Regions from separate parts of the Homo sapiens genome. Here all the other regions are linked to region 2. A link is a loop called in an ENCODE intact Hi-C map of the cell type or tissue named here. Cell type or tissue: PC-9. All regions are shown on one strand. Region 1 has its middle 29 kb from the start of PICART1. Region 2 has its middle 9.2 kb from the start of TMEM92-AS1. Region 3 overlaps SGCA (sarcoglycan alpha).

Region 1 (5,000 bases), 270 kb before region 2:
ACACATATGTACAATGTATGGATGTGTGTATGCATGTATGTATGCATTATCCATGTACACATATATGTATGCATACATGTATGCATGCATGGATGCATGTCTGCATGTCTTCATGTATGTGTGCACGCATGTATGCATGTATGTGTATGCATTTATGCGTGTATACATACATGCATTTACATATATGCGTGCATACATACATACATACATGTGCCCATGCATCCATGCATGCATCCACACATGTATGCATGCATCCATGCATGCATCCACACATGTATACATGCATACACGCAACATGTATACATACATGTATGTGCGCATCCATGCATGTATACATACATGCATACATACATCCACACATGCATCCATACATGTATACATACATGTACACGTGCATGCATACATGCATCCATACATGTACACGTGCATCCATACATGCATCCATGCATCCATGCATGCAACATGCATGCATGCATACATGCATACATGCTGCATGCATACATGCTGCATGCATGCATGCACGCACGCATACATGCAGCATGCACGCACGCATGCATGCAGCATGCACGCACGCATGCATACATGCATGCATATATGTATGTGTGTGTACCTGTATACATGTATGTATACACACACACACACATATATAGAGAGAGAGTTCATCACAGCAGCTAACTCTAACAAGTACCCACTGTCTTCCTGGTAACCAAGGCTGTAGCTAGATGCCCCGTGTGTGTATATATGTATATATATATATATATACGTGTGTGTGTGTGTGTGTGTGTATATATATATATATATATATATATATATATATATATGGAGAGAGAGAGAATATATAGAGAGAAAGAAATATATATAGAGAGAGAAAATTTAGATATATATATATGTATCTTTTTTCGGGACAGGATCTTGCTATGTTGCCAAAGCTGGTCATGAACTCCTGGGCTCAAGCAATCCTCCTGCCTCGACCTCCCAAAGTGCTGGGATTACAGGTGCGCACCACCACTCCCAGCTAATTTTTTGTAATTTTAGTAGAAACGGGATTTCACTGTGTTGGCCAAGCTGGTCTCAAACTCGTGACCTCAAGTGATCCACCTGCCTCAGCCACCCAAAGTGCTTGGGATTACAGGTATGAGCCACCACACCCAGCTGTGATGCTTAAATTTTATGTGTCAACCAGACTGGGCCACAGGGTCCTCAAATAGAGCAGGGGAGAAAGAGTCACATGGAGATGGGTCTGTGATCAATCATGGGCTTCCCCTTTGAGGACCCCGAGGCTCCCGCTGCCCCACATGAAAGTGGGGTTCTATAACTAACAAGGAAGGGGGAATGGATGTCAGGGATAGGCAACCAGTGATCTCACCACACCTGGGATCCCCCCTTACAGGGACACAAAGTAAAGGGATGCCTGAAAGCCACCATGTGTTTTACAGCTGGCCCTGGGGCTAGAGAGCAGGACAAGGGGGAGTGAGGGCAGCTATGAAGCCCGGACCTGTGAAAAGGAGGGAAGAAACACTGTGGACATCAGCCAGGCATGGAGAGGCAGAGCCACGGAATGCCAGAACCAGAGTTACCCCCGGTTACACAGATGGGGGAACTGAGGCCTAGAGGGGGCCTGTGACCTGTCCAAAGCCACATAATGCTGTCTCCTGTCTCCAGGCCAGGGTATTTCCCTGTATTAGAGCTGTTGTGTTCACTGCTGGCCGTGGTGGATCCTCACTGCTGTCCTGCTCTAAATGGCAGAGTGTGGCTCTGGGCCCTGGGTGCCCATGGGGACTGCCTGGAGCCAGCAGGCCAAGTGTCTTCACACGAATTCAGAAGCAGGAGTGAAGGACCCACCCTGAGACAAACCAACCGACTTAACATATTTAGAAGTCGGGGAAGAGACAGGGAAGGACAGACAGAATTCCTGCCTGTCCGGTCCAGGGCCTGACTCTTGCCAGGCTGACCTTCCTGTCCGGGTGAGGGGAAGGAGGCGCTCATGCTCTTTCTGCCTGGAGGACAAAAGAGAACCAGACGAAAACAAAGGTCAGGGCATACGTAGGAGTTTCCAAAGGGCACAGGCGAGGAAGGAATCTCTTACCTAAGAGGGTTTTCAAACATAACAGAAAATTGCTTAAGTGTGCTGGAAAATAAGGCAGCATGGCTGAGAGGCAGGAGGAGGAACAGGGTGACCCCGGGATCTGCCTTGGTGGTGGCAGCCCAGGCTTCTGCTGTGTGGTGACCGGTGATGCTGGCCCTGACCATGGCTGCAGTTAGCGCAGTCGCCACCAGGTGGCAAGCATGCCCATTTCTGAAGGATTGGCTGCTGGAACTCCGATAACTGGTTGGTTGATGGATTTGTTTATCCATCCATCATTTATTTATTCAATCGTCATTCATTCATAGCTTTGATTCCCCCCAAGCATTTTTGACTCATTTGTGCCAGCAGGCATTGTGCTAAGTGTGAGGAGGAACCAAAACTGGCCCAGAAGAGGTGGCTGTTGTGGGCACCTCACACGGCCCTCCCTGCTCAGCAGCCCCGCGGGGGTGCCGGGACCAGAGTGGGCCATGGCGGCCAGGTACCTGTGGGTCAGTCCTGCAGCTGGCGGGGCCTGCCTGGATCGGATCCCACGGCAGCCACTCGGGCTAGCGCCCCCTGCCCTCCGTTCTGCCGCGGAGCCAGCGGGCAGTGGGCCCTGAGAGAGGTTTGGCTGGCCTCCCATGCTGGGCTCAGGCCGCCCGCAGTGGGGCTCAGGTGTAGCCGCACAGTGGTCCCTGGGGCTGAGGTTTTCTCCGTCTCTGTTCTTCCTCCAACCAGGCTCAACCTCAAACCGCGAGTCCACCCCTCTGCCCCCCTTCTCCCTTCCCTCTGCTGTGTTCTGCAGCGTTTCTCAGACGTGTACCTCTCCAGGGCAGAAAGTGGATCCCTGGAACAGGACTGGGTCCCGGGGCCTCAGGGTCACCGGATCCCTTCTGCTTTCCTCAAGCCTTGCTCCTGCCCCTCCCCTGCTTCCGGCTGTGAGGCCAGCGTTCAGCCAGAAGCATCCATGTCTTGGCTGTTGGCTCAGGCCCCACATGACGCATAGCCCCAGGAGGGCAGGGACCTCAGCTGATTCACTGTTGAAGCCCCAGGACCTTGCACAGTGCCTGCCACAGAGCAAGCCTCAACAAAGGTGGGCTGCATCACTCAAGGAAGGGGAGTGAATGCAGCTGTGCAAAGAGGAGGGCCACGAGCATCTATGGGAGGGCGGGGCAGGCGTGGATGCTGCAGGACACAGAGCGTGCCCACGCGCCTCGAGACTGCCCTGCGTTGAATTGGTGGAGCCCCTGGACCCGCTGCAGTGAGGACCATAGGAGCCCCAGTTTGCTCCATGGGACTCTAAATCCAGCAGGGGTGGAGTCATTTTTTGGGGCCCCCAGAGGACTTCCTTGGCCAGCAGCTGCAGTGCCCAGTCCTCCAGGAGAGTGTCAGCTGCCACTCTGTATTGCTTCCCTCCTCCCCTCTCCTGCTGCCCCAGCTTCCCTGGCAACTGGGGACACTGCCCCCCACCCCAACTACCAACCCAGGCCCCGTGCCTTCTGACTCACAGCAGCTCAACAGGAAAGCATCTGATCATGCCCACAGCCCTGGCATCTGGCCCACAGGAGTGGCACCCCTCCCCAAGACCTTCCACACAGTTTCTATATTAGGGTAATGTCCATTGAAATCTCTCCACCCCACCCCCAAGAAACCCCCCTGTGATACGTGGGGATGGCATAGCGCCCCGCCGCGCACTGTGCCAGGTGGAGTGGGAGTCCTGATCCTACCGGCTCATCACATTCCGCACATTCCCAGTGGGCAGGGTGGAGGAGGGGCTAGCCAGGGAGGAAGAATGCCGCTTGCCTCTGACATCCTGTGTCTGGGTTTGCTTCATCCCTACCCTCCCCGCCTGGGCTCAGCTCCCCTCCATGTGCCTCCTGGCCCCTCACACCTTGGACCCCCTGTCTAGCTCCCGCCTCTCAGGGCTGTCTTCCCTTTTCTGACCCGTCCTTCCTCTCCATTTTCTCCTCTCTCGCTCAGCCCTCTCCTCTCTGTCATCCTGGAGTCTGTGGTGAGAATTGGGGAGACCAGGCTGGGTTCTACACAGGGCCACTGTTCCTGTCCTAGACAGCCAAGCACGCTGGGTTTGGTATGGCCACAGCTCTGCGCCATCTCCTTGTGCATCCAGGACTTGCCCTCTCTGGCCATGGGCTCCTCCTGGGAGCGCTGGGCTCCCAGGGTCCCAGTCCTGATATCTAAGCTCCTCCCAAGGGCCTTAGTGGGGATGGAGCAAACCCCAATGGTCCAGGTCTCCATGCTGCCCTGGGGAGATTTCTCCCCAAATCCTCCTTCCAAATGGCGCAGGACTAGATTTGAGGGTCAGCTGCTCACCTGCCTCCCACCCCACCTGGACCCCGCTCCTCTCTTGTTGGAGGAGGGGCTGCCCACCTATCTTCTTTACGCACATCTGTGGGCATAGAGTCCAGTACCTGCACAAAGTTGTCCCGTTCCTGAAATACCTACATGCCCCTCCCTCTGCCCTCTGGTCACCTCCCAGCTCCTGACCACAGTGTGGTGGCCGAAGTGGAGCTGGGCTCCAGGAACCTCGAGTTCCAGTCCTGGCTCTGCCACTCACTTGCTGTGGGACCTAAGCTAGTCACCACCCTGCTCTGAGCCTCAGCGCCCGGGGGAATGACAGGAATGGACCGGTAGCCTCATGCTCCAGAGCCAAAGGGGATACCCAGCAGCCCCAGACCAGACAGATGTTCTGACCAGGTTCTGATGGAGGACATAGAGGGAGTCACCAGAGAGGTGTTCCCCTTTGGAGACAACTCTGTTTTGTTTATTTCTTTTCTTTTATTTTTATTTATTTATTTATTTATTTATTTTTGAGACAGAGTCTTACTTACTCTGTCGCCCAGGCTGGAGTGTAGTGGCACAATCTTGGCTCACTGCAACCTCTGCCCCCCAGGTTCAAACGATTCTCCTGCCTCAG
Region 2 (5,000 bases):
ACTAGAAAAGATCAATGAAACTGAGTTGGTTTTGTTTTCTGTGACAGAGTCTCAAAAAAAAGAGTGCAGTGGTACAATTTCAGCTCACTGCAACCTCCGCCTTCTGGGTTCAAGGGATTTTCCTGCCTCAGCCTCCTAAGTAGCTGGGATTACAGGCACCTGTCACTATGTCCAGCTAATTTTTGTATTTTTAGTAGAGACAAGGTGTCGCCATGCTGGCCAGGCTGGTCTCAAACTCCTGACCTCAAGTGATCTGCCCACCTTGGCCTCTCAAAGTGCTGGGATTACAGGCGTGAGCCACCGGGGCCTGGCCAAGTTGCGTGTTTGAAACAGTAAACAAAATGGACACATTCTAAGCTAGACTAACTAAGGAAAGCAAAAGTGATTTGTCTGGGAGAGGCATTGGTTTGTGCGACCAGACCTCTGCATTATAATGCAGAGGGCCCTGGAAGTCTAAGCATTCCTAAGGAGTTGTGACGAGCCTGTCTTTCCATGTGCCTGCCACCTGTCCTGCCTGGGTCCATCATGTATCTGTCAGCGGACTCACCTTGTGCCTTCACATTCCCATGGCATGTCTGGGACATCCTGTCACTTAGTCTATGTGTGTCTACATGTGCCATTACATGTTCCCCTCAAAGCTCTGCTGTGTTTCTGTCCAGTGCCTGCCACATGTCCCCCACATGTCAGCTGTATGTTCACGTATGAATTCCACGTGTATTTTATTTATCCATGGGGTAATATTGCTGTCATAGGTCCTGCATATTTTGACATGTAACCGTCAAGTTAACTCATGTATCCATTCATTCATTCATTTATTATTGAGTTCCTAGTATGTGGCACTGTTTTAGGCTCTGTGGATACAACAGTGAATAAAACAGAAAAAAAAATACTGTCTTCACAGAGCCTGCATTCAAGACAATAAATATAATAACAATAACAATATAGTAGAGGCCAGTAATCCCACACTTTGGGAGGCTAAGGTAGGCAGATTGCTTGAGTTCAGGAGTTTGAGGCCAGCCTGGGCAACCTGGCAAAACCCTGTCTCTACCAAAAATACAAAAAAGTAACCGGGCATGGTGGGGTGCGTCTGTGGTCCCAGCTACTTGGGAGGCTGAGGTGGTACGATCACTTGAACCTGGGAGGTAGAGGTTTCAGTGAGCCGAGATCATGCCACTGCATTCCAGCTTGGATGACAGAGTGAGACTTCTGTCTCAAAACAAAACGAAACAATATAGTAAACATAGAAATAAATTAACAAGCATAATAAACAAATTATATAGTATGTCAGAAGGTGATGAGTGCCACAGAAAAAAATGGGGGAAAACAAGGGAGATCAGAGGTGCGGGAAATATATTACAGTGCCCTTGTGAAAATTTAAAAGAAACAAAAAGAGTAGCAGGCAGAGTGGATACAGTTGTAAACAGGAGGTCAGGGTAGTCCCCTTGAAAAGTTAGTTGTCTGAGAGAAGACTTGAAGGCAGTAGATGAAGTGACCCTTGAAGATATGGAGGAAACACATCTAGGCAGAGCAACAGCAGCTATGGAAGCCAGAGGCAGCAGCTTGTCTGGTATGTTGGAAGAATGTGGAAGCCAGTGTGGCTGGAGTGGAGTAAATTGTAAGAAGTCAAACAGGGCCTGGTGCGGTGGCTCACACCTGTAATCCCAGCACTTTGGGAGGCTGAGGTGAATGGATTGCTTGAGCCCAGGAGTTCAAGACCAGCTTGGACAACATAGTGAAACGTCAACTCTACAAAAAATAGAAAAATTAGCCAGTATGGTGGCGTGCACCTGTAGTCCCAGCTACTCAAGAGGCTGAGGTGGGAGGATTGCTTGAACCTAGAAGGCAGAGGTTGCAGTGAGCCAAGAACACACCACCGCACTCCAGCCTGGGCAACAGAGTGAAACCCTGTCCAAAAACAAGTAAATTAAAGAAGACAAACAGGACTTGAATCAGTTTATCTTGGCCTCAATGAATTTCAAGTTTCCAGTTTTCCTCCACCTTTAATATGGTTTAGCATAAACCCGTCTGTGGACAACTGTCCTGGAAACTATTGACCACTGTGGTCTCAGGCCATTTTCAACTACTCTGAGTTTAATCTCAAGAAAAACAAAAACAAACCCATCTCAATGTAAATAGGAGTAGGGCAGCTGGGTCAGAAAATGAAAATTTTCTCCCAGGGGAGGGAGAAGGGTAGGGGAAAGAATTCAGGCTTAGAGTCCCAGCTCTGCCACTCAACAAGCTGAGTGACAGTGGTCACTGTGCCAGCCTCACTGAATCTCTTTCCATGTATGGAAAATGAGGTGAGACCCCCACAGGGATGTGAGCATAGAATGCAAAATAAACATTCAGCCCCCAGCCCAAGTCTGACTCTCAGGACAGCTCAGTCTGCAGCCACTGCCTCCCTTCTTGGGCCTGAATGCCCAGTGTACTTCCCCTTTGACCTTCATTGTCTTGAAACTATACATTTAGCACCTGAGAGTCAGCTCAGGTGGCAGGTAAAATCTTTGCATAGTTTCTGATGTAATTTTTTTTTTTGAGACAGAGTCCCGCTATGTCACCAGGCTGGAGTGCAATGGCATGATCTCAGCTCACTGCAACCTCCACCTCCTGGGTTCAAGTGATTCTCCTGCCTCAGCCTCCCGAGTAGTTGGGACTACAGGCGTGCGCCACCAAGCCCAGCTAATTTTTGTATTTTTAGTAGAGACAGGGTTTCACCATGTTGGCCAGGGTGGTCTCGATCTCTTGACCTCATGTTCCACCCCCCTCAGCCTCTCAAAGTGTTGAGATTACAGGCGTGAGCCACCATGCTTGGCCTCTGATGTATTTTTTATCCTGAATTCTCCCATATAGCATAGGGCTTCAATTCTTGGGGAGAAAAAAGCTGGAGTTGAAATCCTAAAGAAATAAGAATGTGAATCTGAATTGGTATGGTTCATCTTGTAACTGATTTAATGGACACTGGAAACGTTTACAAGTGCCTACCTGTCACCCGGAGTCGGTGGGTGGCCGCCCTCTGGGACTCCTTGTCTTCTGCTGCCATCGCCTGGAGGCAAGAGGGACTGCAGGGACACAGAGGGACAGAGGCCCACACAGGTGGGAGCAGCAGGGGCTCAGCCCCCTGGGGCAACTAAGGCCACCCTGGGGAGGCCAGTGGCTCACCTCTCATGAAAAGGCAGGTGGAGTGACTTGAAAGGCTGGTTTCCTGGCTGAGCATGGTGGATCACGCCTGTAATCCCAAGCACTTTGGGGGAATGAGGTGGGAGGATCGCTTGAGCCCAGTAGTTGACCAGCCTGGGCAACAAAGCAAGCCCCCCATCTCTACTAAAAATTAGCCAGGCATAGTGGTGTGTGCCTTTGATCCTAGCTATGTGAAAGGCTGAGGCAGGAGGATCGCTTGTGTCCAGGAGGTTGAGGTTGCAGAGCTGTGTTTGAGCCACTGCATTCTAGCCTGGGTGACATCGAGACCCTGTCTCAAAAAAAAAAAAAAAAAGAAAAAAAGAAAAGCTGGTTTCCTGGCACATTAGTGGCCAAGAAGGCTCAATGACAAAGCGGGGAGTTTTAACGACTACAGCTCTAGTCTCACCTTCTACAAAAGAGGAAACTAAGAGCCCTGCACTGTGGTGGAGTGTTTTTCCCAAGGCAGAGCTACACTGCTTCCCAAGGCAGGATGTGGCTTAGGGACAAAGTCACATTCGAAGGCAGGCCCCGAGGCCTGATTCCAGGGTTGCTTTATAGCACCGCTCAAAAGTGTTGTCCTTGGACCAGCAGCCTCAGGTCAGCTGGGAGCTTGTTAGAAATACAGGATTGCAGACCCCGCTGGCAACCTACGGACCCAGACTCCGCACTTTACCAGATCCCCCAGGAAATCCGGACGCCAGTCAGAGCCAGTGCGAGGGACTGGTTTAGAACACACTGCCTCTCAATGTTTTTAGGAGGGCACATGAAGATAGTTTTATTTCCCCAAGTGGAAATCACAGTATTGTTTATTCCTTTTTTTTTTTTTTTTTTTGAGATGGAGCTCTGTTGCCCAGGGTGGATTGCAGTGGTGCAATCTCTGCTTACTGCAACCTCCATCTCCCAGGTTCAAGGGATTATCTTGCCTCAGCCTCCCAAGCAGCTGGGAATACAGGCACCCGCCACCACACCTGGCTAATTTTTTTTTTTTTAAGTAGAGACGAGGTTTCACCATGTTGGCCAGGCTGGTCTTGAACTCCTGACCTCAGGTGATTTGCCCACCTCAGCCTCCCAAAGTGCTGGGATTACAGGTGTGAGCCACTGCCCCTGGCCAGCATTGTTTATTCTTGGTTATAGTAGTTCTGCATGCTCACTATAAAAAAATCAGACAATATAGGATAATTTAAAGAAGAAAGCAATAAATATTGTGTTGTGTAAATATCCTTCTGGACATTTTCTATACACACACACTTCTTTTTTTTTTTTTTAGATGGAGTCTCGCTCTGTTGCCCAGGCTGGAATGCAGTGGGGTGATCTCAGCTCACTGCAACTTCTGCTTCCTGAGTTCAAGCAAGTCTCCTGCCTCACCCTTCCAAGTAGCTGGGATTACAGGCATGCACCACCACACCCGGCTAATTTTTGTATTTTTAGTAGAGACGGGGTTTCTCCATGTTGGCCAGGCTGGTCTTGAACTCCTGACTTCAGATGATCTGCCCACCTTGGCCTCCCAAAGTACTAGGATTACAAGTGTGAGCCACCGTGCCTGGCCCACAACATTTTTACAAAAATCAGATTATGTGTGTATCCTCCATATTGTCTTGTCGCCTTTTCTTTCTCTTCTTTTTTTTTTCTGAGACAGGATCTTGCTCTGTTGCCCAGGCTGGAGCGCAGTGGCATGATCACAGCTCACTGCAGATTCAACCTCCTGGGCTCAAGCAATCCTATCTCAGGGTCCCGAGTAGCGGGGACTACCAGGGTGTGTGTGTGTGTACATATATATATTATATGTATACATGTGTGTACATATACACACACATATAAATATA
Region 3 (5,000 bases), 130 kb before region 2:
CAAAGGAAGCGCTTCTCTCGGTCCCTTAGGGGCTCCAAGGACTTGGTGGGGAAGGGAGCTTATCCCCTGCCCAGGACTGAGGCTGGCCTGTGTGTTTGGGACTTGTGGGGTCCCCACAGTTCTCCTGGCAGGGCTGGGGGACACCGAGGCCCAGCAGACCACGCTACACCCACTTGTGGGCCGTGTCTTTGTGCACACCTTGGACCATGAGACGTTTCTGAGCCTTCCTGAGCATGTCGGTGAGCGGCCTGACAGGCACCCAGGCGGGCGGGCTGGGGTGTACCCCGCAGGGCTCCTGCTGTGACTCGAATCCCCTCTCCTCGCTTCCACCAGCTGTCCCACCCGCTGTCCACATCACCTACCACGCCCACCTCCAGGGACACCCAGACCTGCCCCGGTGGCTCCGCTACACCCAGCGCAGCCCCCACCACCCTGGCTTCCTCTACGGCTCTGCCACCCCAGAAGATCGTGGGCTCCAGGTCATTGAGGTGCCGTCAGGGACCCTGAGAAAATCACAGGGGTGGGCCAGAGTGGCCTCCTAGGAGCAGCCCTATGAATTGGGATTGGGTGCTCATTCACAGTCATTTACATATAATTTACATACCTCTAATTTGGTATCTGAGTCCTCTCCTGCCAGGCCCCCGCTGTGCCACGTTTCTCCCCTAACCCACTTCTCAGATGTCTTTCCCATCCCCCAGGTCACAGCCTACAATCGGGACAGCTTTGATACCACTCGGCAGAGGCTGGTGCTGGAGATTGGGGACCCAGAAGGTACCTCTAGCTGTGCCCCATCCCTTCCCCACCAATGCCAGTCTTGGGGAATCTCTCCCGGAGGGGGAGGGGGCTGTGGACAGGAGAGGCTTGGAGAGGAGTGGAGCAGGGCATCCTGGAAAGTGGGGACAAGGCTCTCAGGGAATGGGTGCTGGGCTGGGATTCCAGGCTCTGGAGTTCTGTTACTCGCTGCGTTGCAGAGACTATTGGGACTTGGCTTGTTGGGGTCTGTGATGGATGGGGCATTGAGGGGCCTGAAGGGGTGTGCAGGGATGTGGGGAGGAGCTTCAAGGAGGCTTTGCGGGGCAGAGCTGGGGCTGGGTGCAGCCTGAGGTGTCCACCTGGCCTTCCCAGGCCCCCTGCTGCCATACCAAGCCGAGTTCCTGGTGCGCAGCCACGATGCGGAGGAGGTGCTGCCCTCAACACCTGCCAGCCGCTTCCTCTCAGCCTTGGGGGGACTCTGGGAGCCCGGAGAGCTTCAGCTGCTCAACGTCACCTCTGCCTTGGACCGTGGGGGCCGTGTCCCCCTTCCCATTGAGGGCCGAAAAGAAGGGTAGGTGTGCAACCCTAGAGGACTTCCTGAAAGAGGAGGATGCAGCTTGTGGCGGGCATAGAACAAGGGTCTCCCTAATTTCCAGGTGGGGCTTTACCACGCACATCTCCACCTCCCAGCTTCACACCCCTCACCACTCTCCTCTGGCTATACCCGCATCTCCTTGTCCTTCCAGAGCCTAGACCCTAGTTACCCTGAACTCTGTACTTCCTGGTGCCTCATGAGGACGTACCAGATACATCCATTAAAAGACATTCCTTAGTAGGGAGGGTAAGACCCCCTAGAAGAATGGGGTGCCCTGTGTACTCTCACCATGATCTCAGATCTCTGGGAGGACTGTGACTCCTGCCAGACCCCAGCTGTGCCATGTTCCTCCCTTAATCCTCCCTCTTAGGCGTCTCCCTCATCCCATCCCCAGGTCATAGCCTACAATTAGGAAAGTTTCAACAACCCCTGGCAGAGTGGTGCCTCGTGCCCCCTGCCCCCACTCTGCTGACAGTGACTTCTATCTGGTCCCAGGGTATACATTAAGGTGGGTTCTGCCTCACCTTTTTCTACTTGCCTGAAGATGGTGGCATCCCCCGATAGCCACGCCCGCTGTGCCCAGGGCCAGCCTCCACTTCTGTCTTGCTACGACACCTTGGCACCCCACTTCCGCGTTGACTGGTGCAATGTGACCCTGGTGAGGAGGGACCCTGGGTCCGGGGGTGGGGTGGGGCATGGCCCCCATCCCAGTCCCCCTTCCCTCCCATGCTGCTTCCTATCTCCGTCTCTCTGATTGCTCCAGTCACCATTTCTTTCCCTGATGCTCTCAGTATTGCCCACAGGCTTAGTCTGAGGATACACACACACACACACACACACACACACACACCCCTGAAGTTCTACCTTTCCCCCACAAGAGGGCAACAGAGTCCGCAATCCGCATGTGGGGTCTCCAACTCCCGCGCCCCAGATCTGCCCAGGTCAACAGCTATATCACAGTCCAGTTCCCAAACCCTTTCCCTACCAAGGGCCTCTGCGTGACAGCTCTGTCTGCTTTTCTGTAAGGTGCCACCTAGCAAACCCACTTACAACAAGGATCTGATAGCTCTTCACACTATAAACCAAAGATGCTCACAACAGCTCTTTGGATACTGAGCTGAGGTTCACAGGATCCCACGGCTGGTGTACACTGTTCCTGTGAATTGACCAACAGAGCAGGGACTCATTCAGGGTCCACAGCCAGCGACTGGTAATTGACAACATTCTTGAGCACTTGCTATGTGCTTGGCACTGTCCCATCAACATATTTTATGCTCACCACCACTCCAGGAGACAGGTGCTACTATTATCCTTCTGACATTACAGGTGATGAAACAGAGGCACATAATCATCCTAGCTAAGCACTTGTCTGAGTCTGGATTCAAACCAGGAGGTCAGACCCTAGAGCTGTGCGCTAACCAGTGCACTGTCCCGCCTCTGCTGGACTTTGTGTCTCCTGCCTCCTAGTCCTGGCCCCTGCCATGTTCCTGGGGACCTCTGTGTCCAGCCAGCCACTTCCTGCGTCAGCCCTGAGCTCTCTGTGCAGGTGGATAAGTCAGTGCCGGAGCCTGCAGATGAGGTGCCCACCCCAGGTGATGGGATCCTGGAGCATGACCCGTTCTTCTGCCCACCCACTGAGGCCCCAGACCGTGACTTCTTGGTGGATGCTCTGGTCACCCTCCTGGTGCCCCTGCTGGTGGCCCTGCTTCTCACCTTGCTGCTGGCCTATGTCATGTGCTGCCGGCGGGAGGGAAGGTGAATGTGGGCATGAAGGGCGGGGGAGCACCTGCTGGAGCTCACACCCATGGGACTCACAGTGGCACTTGTGCTGTATGGGACCCAGACACCATGGGAATGGGGTTCTCAGGCACAAAAGGAGTGTGGGGCCCCTTTCTAGGCAACTTGGGGCTTGAGACCTGCCTGGCCTGGCACCAGGAGGGCATTGTGGATAATTGCACACAGACCTCCACTCACATTGGAGCCCTGGGGCACCTTGGGGCGAAACCCAGAGCTGGGCTAACCCTCTCCTTCACTTTTCCACAGGCTGAAGAGAGACCTGGCTACCTCCGAGTGAGTAAAGGAAAGCTGGGGGTGGGGTGGGAGCCCACCTAGACAGTTGTTGGACCCCGCCACCAAACTATGCCATGAACAGCAGAGACAAAATAAATAACTCCAGGGTGATGCTCACCCCTTCCCTTGACCTCTGTAATCCCAGCACTTTGGGAGGCTGAGGTGGGAGGATTGGTTGAGCCTGGAAGTTTGAGGCCAGCCTGGGCAACACAGTGAGACCCCATCTCAACAAAAAAAAAATTTTTTAACTAGCCAGGCGTGGTGGAGCATGCCTGTGGTCCCAGCTACTTGGGAGGCTGAGATAGGAGAATCGCTTGAGCCTGGGAGATTGAGGCTGCAGTGAGCCGTAATCGTGCCACGGCACTCCAGCCTGGGCGACAGAGTGAAACTCTTTCCCCCAAAAAAGAAAAGCCTGTTGTGACACAGGGGAATGGGACCTGCTGCCACTCTGGGGGAAAGGGCTTGAGAAGCAACTTAAGAGACTCCCAGTATCAGTATGAGTCAGACACCTGCGGTCCAGGCCAGGCTCTGCCACACAATTACTCTGTCACCCTTCTTTCTGGCTTCAGATGCTCCACCTGCAAGATCACGAGGTTGGACTAGCTGGTGTCTATGAGTGCTTCCAATTCTGCCAGCCCTTTCCAAATCCTTCCTCTCTTATTTTGGCCTGGTTTCCCCTACTCATGGCCTTACCCCTCCTATGTGCCCCCAGCCCTCTTCCTCTCCCAATACCCTGAACCCTAGATTCCAGGAGGCAGATGTGAAATAAGTTATGTTCCTTTTATTCCCACTGCACTGAGCCAATGGCGGTCTTGGCACCCCTGACTGCTTGCCTGGCCTGCCTCATTAATTGCAGTGGCACTTGGCCACCCTTCGAACCCCCTTGATAAGCCGCTTGTGCCCCTGTTTGGAGCCCAGTAGTGACCTGTGCTGTCCAAAGGGGCGCTGCCCAGAGCGCCACCTCTGCTGTCGTTGCCTCTTGACCTTGAGCTTGGACTTGGAGGCCTGCTTCTTGCCCAGGGTGAAGGAGCCTGAGGCCCCCCTGCCGGTCACCTGCTGAGCCCTTGTCCACCAGCCCCTTGAGCACACGCTTGAAGTGATAGGCATTTCGGGCCATGTCGTAGCCCGTGGTGGAAACAGCCTTCTTCAGGGTGGCCAGGGACACATACTTGCAGGTCCCCTTGTCCGCCACAGCCCTCAGGATCACCTTGGACGTGCTGGGCTTCTGGCAGGGTTTGGCACAGGTGCGTTGCCCAGTCGCTGTCTTGCTAGGGACACGCTGCCCTGCTGGCCTCCACCCATGGCAGTATTTGAGTTCAACAGCACTGATGGAGACAGTGGCGAAGTGCCTTTCTGCTTCTCTCCCTGGGGTAGGTGAAGTGTCTTGGGTGCAAGGACCTCCAGGGCGGCTGGAAGTCTCCACTGGGCTGCCCCTCACAGGATGGCTGAGGTGTGTCCCGGTTCCTGGTCCTCGCTGAGGCTTCCTCTTGAGCTCCGGCCCTCACCTTTACCTGTGTGGCCAGAAAGAGGATCAAGGACGGTCACCCACGGCTGGCCTCCACAGACTTGTGCTCTTGGTGCA

The links. Peaks named below come from ENCODE experiments on the same cell type or tissue, not always from the same donor. Only the 100,000 strongest peaks of a DNase experiment are listed, where the experiment ranks them.
Region 1: a loop joins it to region 2, with 4 times the contacts of the local background. A loop is called at or near these places in 29 of 110 quality-filtered maps.
Region 3: a loop joins it to region 2, with 9 times the contacts of the local background. A loop is called at or near these places in 28 of 110 quality-filtered maps.

The regions. Positions count from the first base shown.
Region 1 is chr17:50,024,729-50,029,728 of GRCh38, forward strand. No RefSeq gene overlaps it. Among named protein-coding and RNA genes, the nearest start is that of PICART1, 29 kb to the right of the region's middle. In PC-9, CTCF peaks have their summits at 2,242 (motif pointing right) and 2,441; DNase peaks (open chromatin) are centred at 2,363, 3,053 and 3,673; H3K4me3 peaks cover 2,609 bases; H3K27ac peaks cover 3,719 bases.
Region 2 is chr17:50,294,525-50,299,524 of GRCh38, forward strand. No RefSeq gene overlaps it. Among named protein-coding and RNA genes, the nearest start is that of TMEM92-AS1, 9.2 kb to the left of the region's middle. In PC-9, CTCF peaks have their summits at 3,043 and 3,246; a DNase peak (open chromatin) is centred at 3,057.
Region 3 is chr17:50,167,249-50,172,248 of GRCh38, forward strand. It overlaps SGCA (sarcoglycan alpha), which reads left to right. Exons shown (of 10, transcript NM_000023.4): 2 at 120-239; 3 at 334-488; 4 at 699-771; 5 at 1,126-1,324; 6 at 1,844-2,006; 7 at 2,895-3,103; 8 at 3,392-3,418. It also overlaps the pseudogene H1-9P. Among named protein-coding and RNA genes, the nearest start is that of SGCA, 3.7 kb to the left of the region's middle. In PC-9, CTCF peaks have their summits at 2,258 (motif pointing right) and 2,460; DNase peaks (open chromatin) are centred at 2,203, 2,603 and 3,923; H3K27ac peaks cover 2,202 bases.